2 separate regions of the Homo sapiens genome follow, and region 2 is linked to region 1. Evidence: chromatin contacts called from ENCODE Hi-C or POLR2A ChIA-PET data. All regions are on one chromosome and are shown on one strand. Each heading gives the region's core, a stretch centred on a gene start or an enhancer-like site at or near the end of the contact. The rest is flanking DNA. Distances are from core to core; before and after follow the strand shown. Region 1 overlaps LINC01846 (long intergenic non-protein coding RNA 1846). Region 2 has its middle 190 kb from the start of LINC01846.

What was found. A loop is a pair of places that touch in the nucleus more often than their neighbours do. ChIA-PET counts read pairs that join two places held with the same protein, here RNA polymerase II (POLR2A). Pooled maps may share reads with other maps.
Region 2: a loop to region 1 is called in a map of IMR-90, with 6 times the contacts of the local background. The contact joins two enhancer-like sites. A Hi-C loop is called at or near these places in 3 of 168 maps with a recorded cell type or tissue (IMR-90, PC-3 and mammary epithelial cell) and 4 of 50 pooled maps. POLR2A ChIA-PET finds 5 or more read pairs at or near these places in 3 of 52 experiments (AG04449, AG04450 and HepG2).

The regions. Positions count from the first base shown.
Region 1 is chr5:98,107,712-98,111,925 of GRCh38, reverse strand. All of the region lies in intron 3 of LINC01846 (long intergenic non-protein coding RNA 1846), which reads left to right. Among named protein-coding and RNA genes, the nearest start is that of LINC01846, 51 kb to the left of the region's middle. Within about 2 kb of position 2,230, at least 4 of the 41 ENCODE cell types and tissues checked have a DNase peak (open chromatin) inside an H3K27ac peak, as active enhancers do; they include IMR-90, PC-3 and mammary epithelial cell, where a contact is called at or near this core.
Region 2 is chr5:98,347,838-98,352,207 of GRCh38, reverse strand. No RefSeq gene overlaps it. Among named protein-coding and RNA genes, the nearest start is that of LINC01846, 190 kb to the right of the region's middle. RefSeq lists a silencer at 2,269-2,563. Within about 2 kb of position 2,792, at least 3 of the 41 ENCODE cell types and tissues checked have a DNase peak (open chromatin) inside an H3K27ac peak, as active enhancers do; they include IMR-90, PC-3 and mammary epithelial cell, where a contact is called at or near this core.

The sequences.
Region 1 (4,214 bases), core at 981-3,480:
AGTACATTAGAGAAGTTCCAGTAGTTGCCTATAGGGATGCTGTCCCTAGCACCTCTGCTATGTGAGGATGTCTGTCTTGCTGCAACACTGTATAGCCTGTTCTGCTAAGGAAACAGAGACACTGGTGGGTTTTTTCCACTAATGCTTATCTAATTCTTCATATAACTATCACTTATTTTAGCAGTATATTTTTCCCCTAATGAGAGAATTGTTTAACCCAACAGTCAAAATAAATAACAATTTAATTTCTGCAGTAAACTGCTCTGACATTTGCTACAATAAACAAGAACAAGATTATGTGCTTGCTTTATCATTTTGAAAAGACTGTTATTAAATATTCAATCCTTAGAAATTGTAATTTATATTTATGGAATATTAGGAGAAATTATATGTGATTATTCATAGATATATATTTGTATTTCAAGTAAATGAGGAAAAAGGAACCAAACTAAAATGCATTTTTGTTTCTCTTTGTCTACTTTATGTACCTTATTTTACTACAAATCTGGAGACCTAGAATTCACTACCCAAAGAATTTGCTATGACCTCATTCTTACCAGATTAAGCTAAGAATGGTAAGAGCATGTGAAAATTCAATAAAGATAGTGATCATTTCTTTAATTATGTAAACATTTGAGGATTTTCTTTTACATTTGGGATCAACAAGCTGATAATATTTGTGTACTATTTTTTAAAAATAACTATTTGTGTGTGTATGCGTTTAATTAATTTTACTTATAAAATGTTTCTATCAGTCCCTTAGCTCAGGGGTTCCCCAACCATCAGGCCGCAGACTGGTACCCTCCATGGTCTGTTATAAACCAGGCCACACAGCAGGAGATGAGTGGTGGGCGAGCCAGCATTACCACCTAAGCTCCTCCTTCTGTCAGATTAGATCAGCAGCAGCATGAGATTCTCAATAGTAGCTTCTACCCTGTATTCCAACTGGGCATGTGAGGGATCTAGATTGTGCACCTATGAGAATATCTGATGATCTGAGGTGGAACACTTTCCAAAACCATTCCCCACAACCCTCCCCCCACCCCGCCCAACAAATCCTTCCCATCCATGGAAAAATTGTCTTCCACGAAACTGGTCTCTGGTGCCAAAAAGGTTGGAGACCACTGCTTAGCTAGTTCTTAAGTGAGACAAATTTGAACACACTGTATAATTAGATTAAAGTAAACATTTCTGAACCCAGCTTTTTTCTTAATTTTACTTTGAGCAACAGGTGATGGTAACTGTGCCTAGTATTTCCTATATTTCATGTTCATGCATGTTTATCAAGCAAGTGCAATATGTAGCATAGCTCCGTAGTGATCCCTGCTTCCTGTGAGAGAGTCGGCTCAAAGTTTATGAATATTTGGAGGATGAGGCAGAGCAGCAATCTTATCAGCTTTAATTTGTCACTCTACAGCTTGCCTCCATATTAAGTCCTCACATCCAGAGATGGTCCATAACTTTGAGATTAGCTAAGCCTATGAGATAATGCATTTTATTTCATTAACCATCTGTGGTGTGCTGCCAGGGATTTATAAATGCTGGTCGATGCTTGTGTTCCCTTAAGGATAATTTTGCAATCAGTCTGCAAAAGATGTGAATAGAAACCACCCAGCCCTGAGGAAAGATGACATCGTCACTCAGATAAATAAAGATATAGGGAAAAAATGATGACTAAATAAAATATATGGTATCTAAGCCAAATTAGAGAAGACAAACTTCCTAGAAGGAGCCATAGAAAGATAAAATAATGAGAACTTTAAAGACAATCTGGTTCTATTTCTTCACTTTAATGATGAGAAAAAATGTGCTCCAAAAAGAGCTTCTTTTCTTCTTCTTTTTCTTTCTTTCTTTTTTTTTTTTTTTTCAGGGTCATGGGCTATGTGAGTTGAAGACAACTCTGAGTCTAGTGTTTTCACTGGGAAGCCTTTCTCTCTGGAGCATCTCACAGAGAGGTTACTGCAAGCACACCACACCCCAGCAGTCTGGGAGCCTGTATTCTTTTAAAACAGAACTTAACAAAGGACACAGACACACAAACCCACAAAAAGATTACTGTTAGCAAACAGATGACTGAATCACTGGGTCTTTTCCACTTTTGATTTGAGGGGTATATGATGATTAATGCAGGATGATGTGAGAGGCTGCTTTCTGCACAAAAAAAGTCTGGAGCACTAGGGAAAAAGTGGAAAAGGAAAAAAAGCTGATGTTCAAAACCACAGAATCATATGTGACAGAAGGAGCCAGAACCTCTCCAACTAAGGCTCACAGAGCACACCACATAGAGGCTAGCGTGGCTCAGGCTGCCTGTGCCAGTCTACTAGGCTGGTACTCTCTGCTCTGAAGGCGGGGGAAGGAAGAGGATTGGAAAGCAGCAAGGTCAGGTGGCTCTGGCACTCTACCTGTAATGCCTTAAACACATCCCAAGGCTTGCATGGACGAAAGATGGGCTTTCTGAGGCTACATGGACTTTAAAGATTGAATACAATTCCAAATGAAGGTACAATTTGCATTTAGCACACATGGATCCCTTTGAAATGTTTCACTGGAGCTGGTGGTAAAAATTTTTGTTTATGAACAAAAATTTTCCAGTTGTCTCTGGATATATTCCTAAGACCCTCTGACTAAACATACACTGCATATATTTGTTTAACATACAATCAGATTGATTCTGTACAAAATATGTAATGTGATTATATTTGCTTATATGGTAAAAAAAAAAAAAAACTTCACATCTGTCTGCATGCATCTGTCAGAAATACCTATGGCAATATACTGACAGAGGAAATTCTTTCACTATTTATTATGCATAATGTGGACTTATAATTGCATAAGAACAGAAACAGAAAAGTTGATGTGAAAATGTACCCCACACTTGGACAATGAATGATTCCCCAGTCCAAGCTTTTAAAGTATTTTACATACAATTCTTAAACAGATTAAAATACAAATATAGATCAAGAATGATTCACCTGATCTTTGCCTGATCCCAAGCTGGCTTATAAAAACCTCACTTAAATTACAGTTTATCTTCTACTGCCCACCAGAATCCCATAGGCTTCATGTATGGAAAATCTAATTCAGAAGGATCAAACTGGGGTTAGGAATGTATGTTTTAAAAAGCTCTAGATATCTAAGTAATTTGTCATATTTTTAACTTTAAGAACTTCTGACTCACAGCACCATCACTTCCCCTAACGCAAATCCCAAACATAAAGTTTACTGTCTCATGCTTGAAGAATATGAGAACTGTTCTGATGAACCAAAGCTGTGAGGACATGGGAAAGAGTAGTTATTCTAAAGGGCCAGTATTAGGCCCAGATGTTTAGGTAAAGAGAATTGAGAGTCAGTCCCTCAAGCTAGCATATCAGACTCCTCAAGGGCAGCATTTGTGTCTCATTTGCATCCTCACTTCTGGCACAGAATTTTATGCTGAAAAGGGCTTGATCAATGAAAGCAGCATTCTCACTGGGGAGAGTGGACCATCAACATTTTTTAAGGTCTATGCAACTCAGAGGAGAAGACCAAAAATTAAAAAGAACTAGGGGAAGTATATTAGATATAGATGTCTATTATCTACTTTCATACTGCATGAAGTTTGGACTAACATTTAAATGATCAAGGACATGGAAGTTGGACAGCTATATTTAGCTCTACTTTAAAAGATCAGTGAGTGGCTCTAGTGTTTATTCCTTGCTTTTCCTCAGAGTGTCATATATCTGTTTCAATAGCTATGGAATCTAATATATACACATAATGTAAGATAAATGTATGTGTATTGATCCCTTTCTCCTAAAATTAATGAGATGAATCTAGCTATTTGCAAAGGATTCATTGATAAGGATGCTGAAAGGAAAGAAACATGGAGGTTAACGGGCCCATTTTGTCATGTAACCATTTTGATGAATAGTGAGAAGGTAGATCCCTGCTGTACTAAAGTCTTTTCTCTTTAAATAAATAATAATGATTTACTTCTATAACCACTGAGCTTTTATGCCTTAGGTCTAACTAAGACTTTAACGGGAGAATAAGGGAGGTACAAGAAGGATACCACCTGAGATAACATGAACTAAGTCTTTATTAACCATAACTTGACATTAGCTGGCAACTCATTTCCTCTAAAATGCAGTATTACAAAGGTTTTACTGTGTGTATACCCATGTCTATATGGTAATGAGATGGGTTTTTTATGTGGTTTATGGAAAGCAGCAATC
Region 2 (4,370 bases), core at 1,543-4,042, 240 kb before region 1:
GAAAGATATTTGATTTTGTTTCTAACTTTTTGAACTTGTTGAAACTTGTTTTGTGGCCTAAAATATCATCTATTCTGGAGAATATCCCATGTGCTGATGAAAATAATGTATATTCATCAGCAGTTGGATCAACTGTTCTGTAAATGTCAGTTAGGCCTTTTTATTTTAGTATAGTTTAATGTCAATGGTTTTTTGGATTTTCTTTCTAGATGATCTGTTCATTACTAAGAGTAGGGGTGTTAAAGTTTCCTACTAGTATATTATTATATTGCAGTCTATCTATCCCTTTAGATATATTAATGTTTGCTTTATATACTTGGGTACTCTGCTGTTGAGTGCATAGATATTTACAATTGTTATCTTCCATTCTGTATTGACTCTTTTATCTTTATAAGACCTTCTTTGTCTCTTTTTACAGTCTTTTCTGGTCATCTATTTTATCTCATGTAAGTATAGCAACTGCTGCTCTTTTTGGTTTCCATTCACATGAAATATCTTTTTTTTCCTACACTTTCAATCTAGGTGTGATTTTATAGGTGAGGTTTCCTATAGGCAGAATTTAGTTGGATCTTGCTTTTTTATTCATTTAGTCACTCTATATTTTTAATTGGAAAATTGAGTCCATTTACATTCAGCATTATTATTGATAAGTAAGGCCTTACTACTGCCATTTCATTGCTTGTTTTCTGGTTGTGTTGTAGCTCCTCTCTCTCTTTCTTCCTGTCATCTTTTGTTGTTAATTGATTTTTTTACTTGTAGTATGTTTTAATTTGTTGATTTTTACTTTTAATGTATCTATTATAGGTTTTTGCATTGTGGTTACCATGAAGCTTATGTGAAATATCTTATAGATATAACAAATTATTTTAAAGAGATGACAACTTGTATTAGATAACACAAAAAAGAGTAAAAACAAGCAAACAAATAAAAAACTAAAAACAATCTTTATATTTTGACTCTATCATCCCACATTTTGATTTTGGTTGTCTCAATTTACATTTTTTATTGCCTATCTCTTAAGTTTCTGGAGCTAATATTATTTTATATGTATTTATCTTTTAGGCTTCATGCTAGAGTTATGGGTGGATTGCACACTAAAATTACAGAATTGGAGTATTCTGGGGATGATTTTGTACTTAATTTTACCAGTGGATTTTGTACCTTTAAATATTTTCTTTTTTCGCATTAGTATTTTTTTTTTGTTCAGATTGAAGAGTTCCCTTTACCATTTTTTGTGAGGTAAGTCTGGTGGTGATGAATTCTCTTAGCTTTTGTTTGCCTAGGAAAGACTTTGTGACTCCTTATTTGAATGATAGCTTTGCTGGATAAAGTGTTTTTGAATGGCAGGTTTTGTTTTTTGTTTTTTGTTTTTTGTTTTCTTTTCAACACTTTGAAAATATTCTGCTCCCTCCTGGCCTGTGTGGTTTCCACTGAGAAGTCTGTCATCAGATGATTGGCATTTCTTTACATGTTGTTTGCTTTTTTTCTCCTGCTGCTTTTTAGGATCCTCTCATTGTCTTTGGCCTTCGAGAGTTTAATTATTATATGTCTTGGCGTAGTCCTATTTGATGTTCTCTGTCCTTCCTATACGTGAACTTTTATTTCTTTCTCAAGTTTTGGAAACTTTTCTGTTATTATTTTTTGAGTAAGTGTTCTACCTTGTTCTTTTGCTCAGCTGCCTTTTGAATACTAGTAATTCTTAGATTTTGTCTTTTGAGGTAATTTTCTATATCTTATAGGTAGTCTTTATTCCTTTTGACTTTATTTTTTTGTTATTTCTCCTGTGACTGTGTACTTCTAAACAGCCTGTCTTTGGGAGCACTGATTCTTTCCTCTGCTTGGTACATTCTGCTGTAAAGAGCCTTCAATGAATTTTTGAATTCAGCAAATGTGTTTCTCAGTTCCAAGATTTTTGTTTGATCTTTTGTTATTATTTCAATCTCCTTGTAAAATTTATCTGATAAATTTATAAATTGCTTTTATGTGTTATCTTGGAGAGCACTAAGTTTCTTTCAAACTCCTATTTTGAATTATTGGACAGAGAGCTCATGTAACAGTCTTGTTAGGGTCAGTCACTGGTTCCTTGCTTTGTCTGTTTGGAGAGGTCATGGTTTCCTTTTCGCTGTTTTTTTTTTGTGTGTGTGTGTGTGAATGTACATCTATGTCTTTGCATTTAACAGTTATTCATTCCAGTTTTCTCTGCCTGGCTTGTTTTGGTTTTTATTGGCTATGTTTACTTAGAGATTCTTCATAATTTACCTGTTGAATTTCTTATACTTTTTTCCGCTAGGTCAGTGCCTCCTTTTCAGCACTAGATGGCACTTTAAGCCCATGTTTGCCTTTGCTCTAGCAAATTATCAGAGACTGATCATCAGAAATAGGGGAGGTCCCAAAGGGGATATCCTGGCAGTGTGGAACGGCTGGCTGTAATTTGTGCTCAGGGGCCCCGTGGAATGTACCTCCTACAGCATGGTACTGCTAAGCAGCCACTCCGATTTGGCATGTCATTTGGCTGAATTACAGAGCAGTTTCTAGCATTCAGGATGTTAGTCCTGCCTCTCTACTTTGTCTTTGGCTGTCCTCAGAGATGTTTCTCCTTTTAGGCACTCACCATGCTTCCCACAGTTTGAGGTAGGGACAGGTCTCCTGTCAGGGAACATAAGAAAGTAGAGAAGCTGACTGTCAACCTCAGTCTCACTTTCTCCAGTGTGGAAACTGAGAGTCAATCAACATTTTCCACATACTTGGGGCAGGGCAGATTCCAGGGAGGGGTGTCATTGTCATGAATATATGGCTCTCTTACCGTCTGCTGGAGTTTTTTTTACTTCTCTTTGGCTCCAGGAACTGATTCATCCTCATATTTGTGTTCTAGGATATTGCTGGTGATCATCTTGGTGCTATATATTTGTTTTTGGTTTTCTGTAAAAGGGAGCGAAGCCAGCTTGTTTCTATGCCACCATTTTCGAATTGGAATTATGACTATAGGGCACCACAGTCTTGAACTCCTGGGCTCAAGTGATCTTTTTTTTTTTTTGTCTGATATATTTTAAAAAATTTTTTATTTTATTATTATTACACTTTAAGTTTTAGGGTACATGTGCACAATGTGCAGGTTAGTTACATATGTATACATGTGCCATGCTGGTGTGCTGCACCCATTAACTCGTCATTTAGCATTAGGTATATCTCCTAATGCTATCCCACCCCCTTCACCCTACCCCACAACAGTCCCCGGTGTGTGATGTTCCCCTTCCTGTGTCCATGTGTTCTCATTGTTCAATTCCCACCTATGAGTGAGAACATGTGGTGTTTGGTTTTTTGTTCCTGCGATAGTTTACTGAGAATGATGATTTCCAATTTCATCCATGTCCCTACAAAGGACATGAACTCATCATTTTTTATGGCTGCATAGTATTCCATGGTGTATATGTGCCACATTTTCTTAATCTAGCCTATCATTGTTGGACATTTGGGTTGGTTCCAAGTCTTTCCTATTGTGAATAGTGCCGCAATAAACATACGTGTGCATGAGTCCTTATAGCAGCATGATTTATAGTCTTTTGGGTATATACCCAGTAATGGGATGGCTGGGTCAAATGGTATTTCTAGTTCTAGATCTCTGAGAAATCGCCACACTGACTTCCACAATGGTTGAACTAGTTTACAGTCCCACCAACAGTGTAAAAGTGTTCCTATTTCTCCACATCCTCTCCAGCACCTGTTGTTTCCTGACTTTTGAATGATCGCCATTCTAACTGGTGTGAGATGATATCTCATTGTGGTTTTAATTTGCATTTCTCTGATGGCCGGTGATGGTGAGCATTTTTTCATGTGTTTTTTGGCTGCATAAATGTCTTCTTTTGAGAAGTGTCTGTTCATGTCCTTTGCCCATTTTTTGATGGGGTTGTTTGCTTTTTCCCTTATAAATTTGTTTGAGTTCATCGTAGATTCTGGATATTAGCCCTTTGTCAGATGAGTAGGTTGCGAAAATTTTCTCCCATTTTGTAGGTTGCCTGTTCACTCTGATGGTAGTTTCTTTTGCTGTGCAGAGGCTCTTTAATTTAATTAGATCCCATTTGTCAATTTTGGCTTTTGTTGCCATTGCTTTTGGTGTTTTAGACATGAAGTCCTTACCCATGCCTATGTTCTGAATGGTAATGCCTAGGTTTTCTTCTAGGGTTTTTGTGGTTTTAGGTCTAACATGTAAGTCTTTAATCCTTCTTGAATTAATTTTTGTATAAGGTGTAAGGAAGGGATCCAGTTTCAGCTTTCTACATATGGCTAGCCAGTTTTCCCAGCACCATTTATTAAATAGGGAATCCTTTCCCCATTGTTTGTTTTTCTCAGGTTTGTCAAAGATCAGATAGTTG